Regions from separate parts of the Homo sapiens genome. Here region 1 is linked to region 2. A link is an interaction called in ENCODE POLR2A ChIA-PET data of the cell type or tissue named here. Cell type or tissue: HCT116. All regions are shown on one strand. Region 1 overlaps MLLT10 (MLLT10 histone lysine methyltransferase DOT1L cofactor). Region 2 overlaps MLLT10 (MLLT10 histone lysine methyltransferase DOT1L cofactor).

Region 1 (4,000 bases), 100 kb before region 2:
GCCTGGCTAATTTTTTATTTTTAGTAGAGACGGGGTTTCTGCATGTTGGTCAGGCTGGTCTCGAACTCCCGACCTCAGCTAATCCGCCTGCCTCAGCCTCCCAAAGTTCTAAGATTTACAGGCCTGAGCCACCGCGCCTGGCCCATGGCAGGAATTTAAAAGTTAAAATGTACTTTAAAAAAATTACTTGTCCTCTGAAGAAGATCACATGTCATCAAGAACAACTGTTTGTGAAGAATGTTCTGAAATATTCTTGGGGGGCAACTAGGACAAATGCTGCTCTCACATTTTCAGTAGTTTTGACGTTGCAGGGAAGATACTACATTTTTGATAATCTGAAATATTCATTACCTGTTTCTTTTTTTTTTTTTATAGAGATGTGAACTTTGTCCCCATAAGGATGGAGCTTTAAAAAGAACAGATAATGGGGGTAAGTGCAGAGATTTCTTGAAAAAAATTTTATTGAAAACTGGGACAGTGGAGTATTTTCAAATATTTGGTAGTTTATTTTATTTTATCAAATTAAACAGCGTTTTCTACTCATTTTTAACAGTGGTGGCTATAATTTATAAATCCTTATTGTATTGACCCACAATTTTTCTACTTTGTGGACAAACTTAAGCATTGGGTATTTTATGCAGTATGATCTATTAAATACATACTTCTAATTTAAATTCTTATGTTTTTGGCTGGGCGAGGTGGCTCACACCTGTAATCCCAGCACTTTGGGAGGCCAAGGGAGGTGGATCACCTGAGGTCAGGAGTCGAGACCAGCCTGGCCAACATAGTGAAACCTGGTTTCTACTAAAAATAGAAAAATTAGCCAGGTGTGGTGGTGCCTGCCTGTAGTCCCAGCTACTTGGGAGGCTGAGGCAGGAGAATCGCTTGAACTTGGGAGGCGGAGGTTGCAGTGAGCTGAGATTATACCATTGCCCATTAGCCTGCGTGACAGAAGGAGACTGTCTCCAAAAAAAAAAAGTATTTTTTTTAAATGGATATAGTTTCTTATGTTAGGAATTTTTTTTTTTTGAAAAATGAGCCACATTTTTTTGTTGTTGTTGTTAGACCTAAAATCTGTTGTTTTAGATTCTTTTTTTCTGTTTTGTGTATCTCTAGACAGATGATGTTTCTAGTGAATGTTAATTTTATTTAACTCTGAAGATCTTTGTTGCTTGAATATAAAGAAATGTTGACTTTTAGGCTGGGTGTGCTGCCTGACACCTGTAATCCCAGCTCTTTGAGAGGCCAAGGTAGGAGGCTCACTGGAGCATAGGAGTCTGAGACCATCCTGGGCAACATAGGGAGACCTTGGTCTCTGCAAAAGTAAATATAAAAAATAAAAATAAAAAGACTGAGTTACACATGGTGGCACGTGCCTGCAGTTCCAGCTACTTGGGAAGCTGAGCAGGAGGATGGCTTGAGTCTGGGAGGTCGAGGCTGCAATGAGCCATGGCCACATCACTGTACTTCAGTCCCTGGGATGGGTGAGAGTGAGACCCTGCCTCAAAAAAAAAAAAAAAAAAAAAAAAGCTGACTTCTGTATCACATTTTGGTATGCTTTCCTATGAACCCTTGTATATTACTCATTTTCTTCTCCACTTTCAGTTATCTTTGTCAGAGAAATCATATTTTTCTACAGCTCAGTACTATTCTGAAATGTGTAGACATGAGTTTATTAGACCATGGCATATATGATGAGGCAGCTAAAAAAAGGTTAAGCTGCTATTACTACTATACTCTTCTCCATTTTGGGTAGCCACTTCTAAAGTAGTTTTGGCATAGGCTAGAGTAATGGTGTGAGTAAATAAAAGGGAAAAATAGAATGATTTTGGCTAGATATATATATTTTACAGTTTAATCTTCAGACTATGTTATACAGTCAGATTGTACAGAATTTAAAAATATGTTGAAAACTCTTCCTGTTATTCCTCTTCCCCATCTGCCCAGTTTATCAATAGTTTTCCTGCTACTATGTAATAATTACTTTCTTGCATATCTTTCTAGGTTTCTTTTGCATATTCAAATGTGAATAAAGACTTATTTACTCCCTCCATCTTTATACAAATGGGTTAATATTATATACTCTTCTGCCTCTTAATTTATTTCACTGAACAATTTATCTGTTTTTTTTGAGACTTTGCTTTTCTTTTTTCTTCGATTTTCTTTTTTTTGAAGCTTCGCTCATTTGCCCAGGCTGGAGTGCAGTGGTGCAGTCTCAGCTCACTGCAACCTCCACCTTCCGGGCTCAAGCGATTCTCCTGCCTCAGCCTCCCAAGTTCCTGGGATTACAGGTATGTGCCACCACGCCCGGCTAATTTTTATATTTTTAGTAGAGATGGGGTTTCACGATGTTGGCCAGGCTGGTGTTGAACTCCTGACCTCAAATGATCCTACTGCCTCGGCCTTCCAAAGTGCTGAGATTACAGGTGTGAGTCACTGCACCCGGCATGAACAGTTTATCTTGTTTCAGTATAGAGCTTTTTTTTCTTTTTAACCATGTTATCTAATATCTAATCAATCAGTTCTTGATGCACTTTCTGATCTTCTACTTTGATGACTAACTCTTGTATGTATGTCATTTTGCTTGTATACAAGTATATCTATAGGATTATTAATTTCCATAGGTGGAAACATTGAGTCAAAGGAGTTTTGCCGTTAATTTTGATAGATAGTCCCAAATTATTTGCCCTGTAGTTTTACCAATATATGTTCCCAGTTTTACCAATATATGAATAAAAAAGCTGTTCTACATACCTTTGGTAATCTAACAGGTAAAAGTTTGTATATCCAAGCAGTAGTTTTGCATTTCTCTTAATATTAGTGAGGTTCACATCTTTTTATAGTTTGAAGAGCAGTTTGTTTTTTCTCTTCTGTGGTCTGTTTTTTGACTTGGTTGTTGATCTTTTTCTTTTTTTTTTTTTTTGAGACAGGGTCTCCCTCTGTCACATAGGCTGGAGTGCAGTGGCTTGATCTTGGCTCACCGCAGCCTCTGCCTCCCCCTTTCAAGGGACTCTCCTGCCTCACTCACCCGAATAGCTGGGATTATAGGCACACACCACCGCGCCCAGCTGATTTTTTTATTTTTAGTAGAGATGGGATCCACCCACCTTGGCCTCCCAAAGTGATGGGACTACAGGTGTGAGCCACCATGCCCAGCCACAATTGTTGATCTTTTTACTTTGATTTATTGGAGTGTTCATAAGGAGCCCCTCATATATTATTATGCTGTTTTGATATGAGTTGGACTAATTTTTGCCCATCTGGTCAGTCTTTGTTTATATTGTGCTTTAAAAAAATTTTTTTTTACCGTGCATGAGTTTCTGATTTTAATTTTGTTCAATTTATTAATCTTTCATGATGTCTGTATTTTGAGTTATTAGTTAGAAAGGCCTTCACTATTCCAAAGTTTTTTTTTTTTTTTTTTAAGTGACAGGTTTTCATTCTGTTGTTCAGGCTGAATTACAAGTAGCAGGATCCTAGCTCACTGTAGCTTTGTAGTCCTGGGCTCAAGTGATCTTCCTGCCTCAGCTTTGAGAGTGTTGGAATTACAGGAATGAGCCACTGCACCTGGTGTAAACCTTCCATCTTATTAAATATTTCCTATTCTGGTTTGTTTCACTTGTTCCATTCTACCCTATTAGCTTAAAAAAGTTAACATTACTATGTGCTTTTTTCCTCTTTCTGAATCCTCTGAAACTTTTAGGATACTGTAAATTCACTTGTCCATCTCCAGACATATATTTTATTTTTGTCATGTACTTTCATTCTCTGTTTCTTTAAGAATTATAGTGGTTTTGTCAGGTGTTTGTTGAGGATTATGCTAGTCACTTAAAATGAAACAGTTTGTGTAAATTTGGTGTTATTTTTCTTTGAATTCTATATAGAACTTCGTGAGAAACTGAAACTTTTCTGGGAAAATTTTTGATAAATTCGTTTTTTGGCAAAATTATAGGGACATTCCTTTTCCCCCTTTCCTTTCCCTTTCCCTTCCCCTTCCCCT
Region 2 (4,000 bases):
TCTTGAGACTGTCTTAGCTTTTTATCATTTGACAAGAATATATTAGGTTCTTTCTTTATGTCTATATGTAAGGTCCTGGTTAGTTGCTTTGGGGAAATAAGTATACTGCAAAAGATAAATGATGCGGCACATGAGTCCTCCCTTTGAGAACATACACTCTAAAAGGAAGAGAAATACATATATGTAATAATTTCAAGGGATGTACTTACAACTTCTTTAATGGTCAGTAGGAGTTCAAGGCCAGGGAAAATTGCTTTCAGCTGAAGGAATGAGCTATTCAGATAATGTAACGTTTGACCTGATACTTAAAGAATATGTAAAATTTTGTTATTTGGAGATACAGGGATCAGAGCTAGATTCTTAGTCTGAGGTATGTACAGTTAGCATGAGCAATGGCATAGAATGAGAATACACAGGCTGTGTAAAGTAATATATATATATATATATGTATATATATATATATATATATATAGCGTGTGTGTTTTATATATATATATATATACACACACACACACACACACATTTATATATATATATATATATATTTTTTTTTTCTTGGCATGTTTTACCTCCAAGATACTGATATTTGATATGAAAAATAACAACATTAGCTATTAGTCCAAGGAGTTGAAAGCAGTTGGTGTTGAGTTGGAAAAAAGATAATCAAACCTGTACTTTAGGAAGTTTCAACTGGTGGGTAGCATGTAAAAAGATGGAAAAGAGCTAATGCTGAAACAGAGTAACCCAATAGTTTTTTGTTACAATCTAACCAAATTTATTGATGGCCTGAATGAGGATCCTGGAAGTCAAACTGATGAGATGTGTATTACCCAAGAAGAACTGGTAATGACAGTAGCTGGAAAGGATGGGTATTCATTTACTAACACAATATTTAGGTAGAGATGTTTAGCACAGAATTAAATAGAGCTTGGGCACCAAAGAGAATTGAAACTAGGCCACTTAGGGGGTAGTAACTGAAACTCTGAGACTAGTATAGGCTGAAAAATGTGGGTAGAGAAGACAGAAAGAGGTTGAATCAGGTTTATTTTAAAATAGTGAAGTCTTAATAGGTAGAAAGGAGATTAAGGATTAAGATTCAAGGAGTGATATTTCATAGATCAAGAATCTGGAGCAGATGGGAAGAGATCAAGTGAACATGTAGAAAAATTAAGTTTGAAGGAAGACAGAGAATCACTGTGGAAACATTCACTGTCAGAAAACCCCCCACCAAACCAAATTAGTTTTCTAAAACCTTCATAATTTGAATTAATGAATTTTTAAATTATTAGAAATTTTAAAAATAGATTTCCCCCCAAAAGAACTGATTCTTTCAGGTATGTGTAGTAACTTGAATGTGTTTACAAAAGCGTTTTCTTTTTAGTGTACTTCAGAATAGGGCTTTAATGATTAAATAAGAGTATTAAATAATACTTAAATATGCAACGGTTATGCATCTGAGCGAGTTATTTTATTTTAAATTCTCAGTGTCGCCTGAGAAGTGATCTCTTTCCTCTCCTCTTGTATTTTTTTGTCCGAAATACCTCTGTCCTGGAGTTACTGTTTGTGCCTGCCTGTCTGTCATTTTCTCTGCCTATTCCTTAACTATTACATAAATCACCAAGTGCTGCCTTCTGAACATTTTTTCTAATTTACTAATTTGAGGCTTTCTAGACATGACTTTTGTATTTAATTTTTCTTTATCGTTTTCAAAACTCTTCTTTTGTGTTGATTCAGGTCCTTATCATCTCTTGCACAGATTATTCTAATATCCTCTTTTTTACTTTTGTCAGTATACCTAGAGTTCATCAAATGGGCTTACTCAAGCCAGAATCTCAGAAATGAAGGTAGGGAAGAATGTCATTTAATCATCTATGATTTAAAAATAATAACTGCCAAGAATGCCAAATGTTGCTTATCTTATTCTTCCTTACGGTAATCTTCTTGGGAAAACAAATTATAATTGGAAAGTGCTTGCTTAGTGAATCGGACATCAGAATAAAGGCAGTTCGATCATGTTTAAATATTATCATCATCTTGATAATACTTTTTTTTCTCTCTGTGTAATGTATTTCACTACTTTGCAGCTTCCTTTCACATTAACTTCTGGTCCTGCATTTGCAGAAACTATGTCCCAATCACCTTCATTAAACCTGGAGTTGTAGACCATGTCCTTGGTGGGCTGTTTCTATAGATGACTGATATACTTGTTTCACACTCAGAGGGTCATTTTATTTCAGGATCTCTTGATATATACATATGGATATATATCTCTGGATATATGTATGTGCCCATTCCTAACAGAATAGTATATTTATGTAATAACAGCTAGGTATTTGGAATTTTGCTTCTCATACTTTTTTCCATCATGCATGCATTAGGAGCAACTAATATTTTTATTTCAAAGGTGTATCTGAAAGCTTATAGCTTTGGCTTAGGAAGCCAAAAACTTTATTTCATGTTGCCAATAGTAGAAAATCTGATTTTCCACCCAGATTAGGTCTTTTATGGAACTGTAGAGAGAAAACAAATCAGCATAATAAACATAAGACATGAGGGAAGATAGTAGTAATTTGAAACAAAATTTAAAAAGAAAGAAATTTTATATATTCAGCTATATTTTATAATAGTCAAAGCAAGGAACACAGTAAAGGGGTAATAACGCAATGGTTACAGCCAAGGAAAAGAATAATAAATGGGTAAATCAGATGAAGAAAACTTCCTAGAAAGAAGGAAAGTACCAATACTGTGGTGCCAGGGACTTAATAGACTGGGCACGGTGGCTCACGCCTATAATCCCAGCACTTTGGGAGGCTGAGGCAGGCAGATCACTTGAGGTCAGGAGTTCAAGACCATCCTGGCCATCATGGTGAAACCTCATATCTACAAAAAAAAAAAAAAAAAAAAAAAGAGCCAGGTGGGGTGGTGGCACGTCTGTAATCCCAGGTACTTGTGAGGCTGAGGCATGGGAATCGCTTGAACTTGGGAGGCAGAGGCTGCAGTGACCTGAGATCACGCTACTGCACTCCAGCCTGGGTGACAGATGAGACCCTGTCTTAGAAAAATAAAAAATAAAAGGACTTAATAATAGAAGTGACTTCCATTCTAAGGAAATGTACAAAATATGAAAAGACTAGACATACAGAGATATTTATCATAGCAAAAAGTTGCAAGTACTGGGGATTGACAAAATTATCACAATGGTTATATTATTATTATTATTATTATTATTATTTAATCAATCAGTGTCTTGCTTTGTTGCCCAGACTGGTTTCAAATCCCTGGCCTCACGTGATCCTCCCGCCTCAGCTTCCCAAATTGCTGGGATTACAGGCATGAACCACCGCGCCTGGCCTATTGTTCTGCCACATCTTTCTTTTATTTTTGAGAGAGAGTCTTGCTTAGTCCAGGCTGGAGTAGAGTTGTGCCGTCATAGCTCACTGCAGTCTCAATTTCTTGGGCTCAAGCAATCCTCCTGCCTCAGCCTCTTGAGTAGCTGGGAATACAGGCACACACCATTACACCCAGTAATTTTTTTTTTTTTCTTTTTCAGTAGAGATGAGATCTTACTAATGTCGCCCAGGCTGGTCTCCAGCTACTGAGCTCAAGTGATCCTCCTGCCTTGGCCTCCCGAAGTGCTGGGATTACAGGCATGAGCCGCCACACCTGGCCATAATGGTTATATTAAAATCACTGGTTCAAGAGTATTGTGTTTTCTTGTCTCTGTTTTCTAAAAATGAATGTGGCCATTCTTTTATGTTTTTATTTAAAACAAAAATATTCATGAAGAAAGGCAAATTATGTTGATAACCACCATATCTGATAAGATTATGTTCTTCATTTTAGTTGATACTTTTTCCCCCACTAAATCTTTCTTTTAATCTTTTTAAAGAAACAGAAAAAAAAAATCACTGTGTAGTATGTATGTTTCATGATGCTTCTCGTTTAGGCTTATGATTGTACTCATTTAGGTGTGCCTCATCTCTTAGCTGAAGTACTCTCC

The links. ChIA-PET counts read pairs that join two places held together with the same protein. Peaks named below come from ENCODE experiments on the same cell type or tissue, not always from the same donor. Only the 100,000 strongest peaks of a DNase experiment are listed, where the experiment ranks them.
Region 1: POLR2A ChIA-PET joins it to region 2 with 5 read pairs; 3 of 35 experiments call an interaction of 5 or more read pairs at or near these places.

What each region holds. Positions count from the first base shown.
Region 1 is chr10:21,585,919-21,589,918 of GRCh38, forward strand. It overlaps MLLT10 (MLLT10 histone lysine methyltransferase DOT1L cofactor), which reads left to right. Exons shown (of 23, transcript NM_001195626.3): 4 at 376-430. Among named protein-coding and RNA genes, the nearest start is that of MLLT10, 54 kb to the left of the region's middle. In HCT116, no CTCF peak of the experiment used is centred here; a DNase peak (open chromatin) is centred at 2,473; H3K27ac peaks cover 940 bases.
Region 2 is chr10:21,689,118-21,693,117 of GRCh38, forward strand. All of the region lies in intron 13 of MLLT10 (MLLT10 histone lysine methyltransferase DOT1L cofactor), which reads left to right. Among named protein-coding and RNA genes, the nearest start is that of MLLT10, 160 kb to the left of the region's middle. In HCT116, no CTCF peak of the experiment used is centred here; no DNase peak of the experiment used is centred here.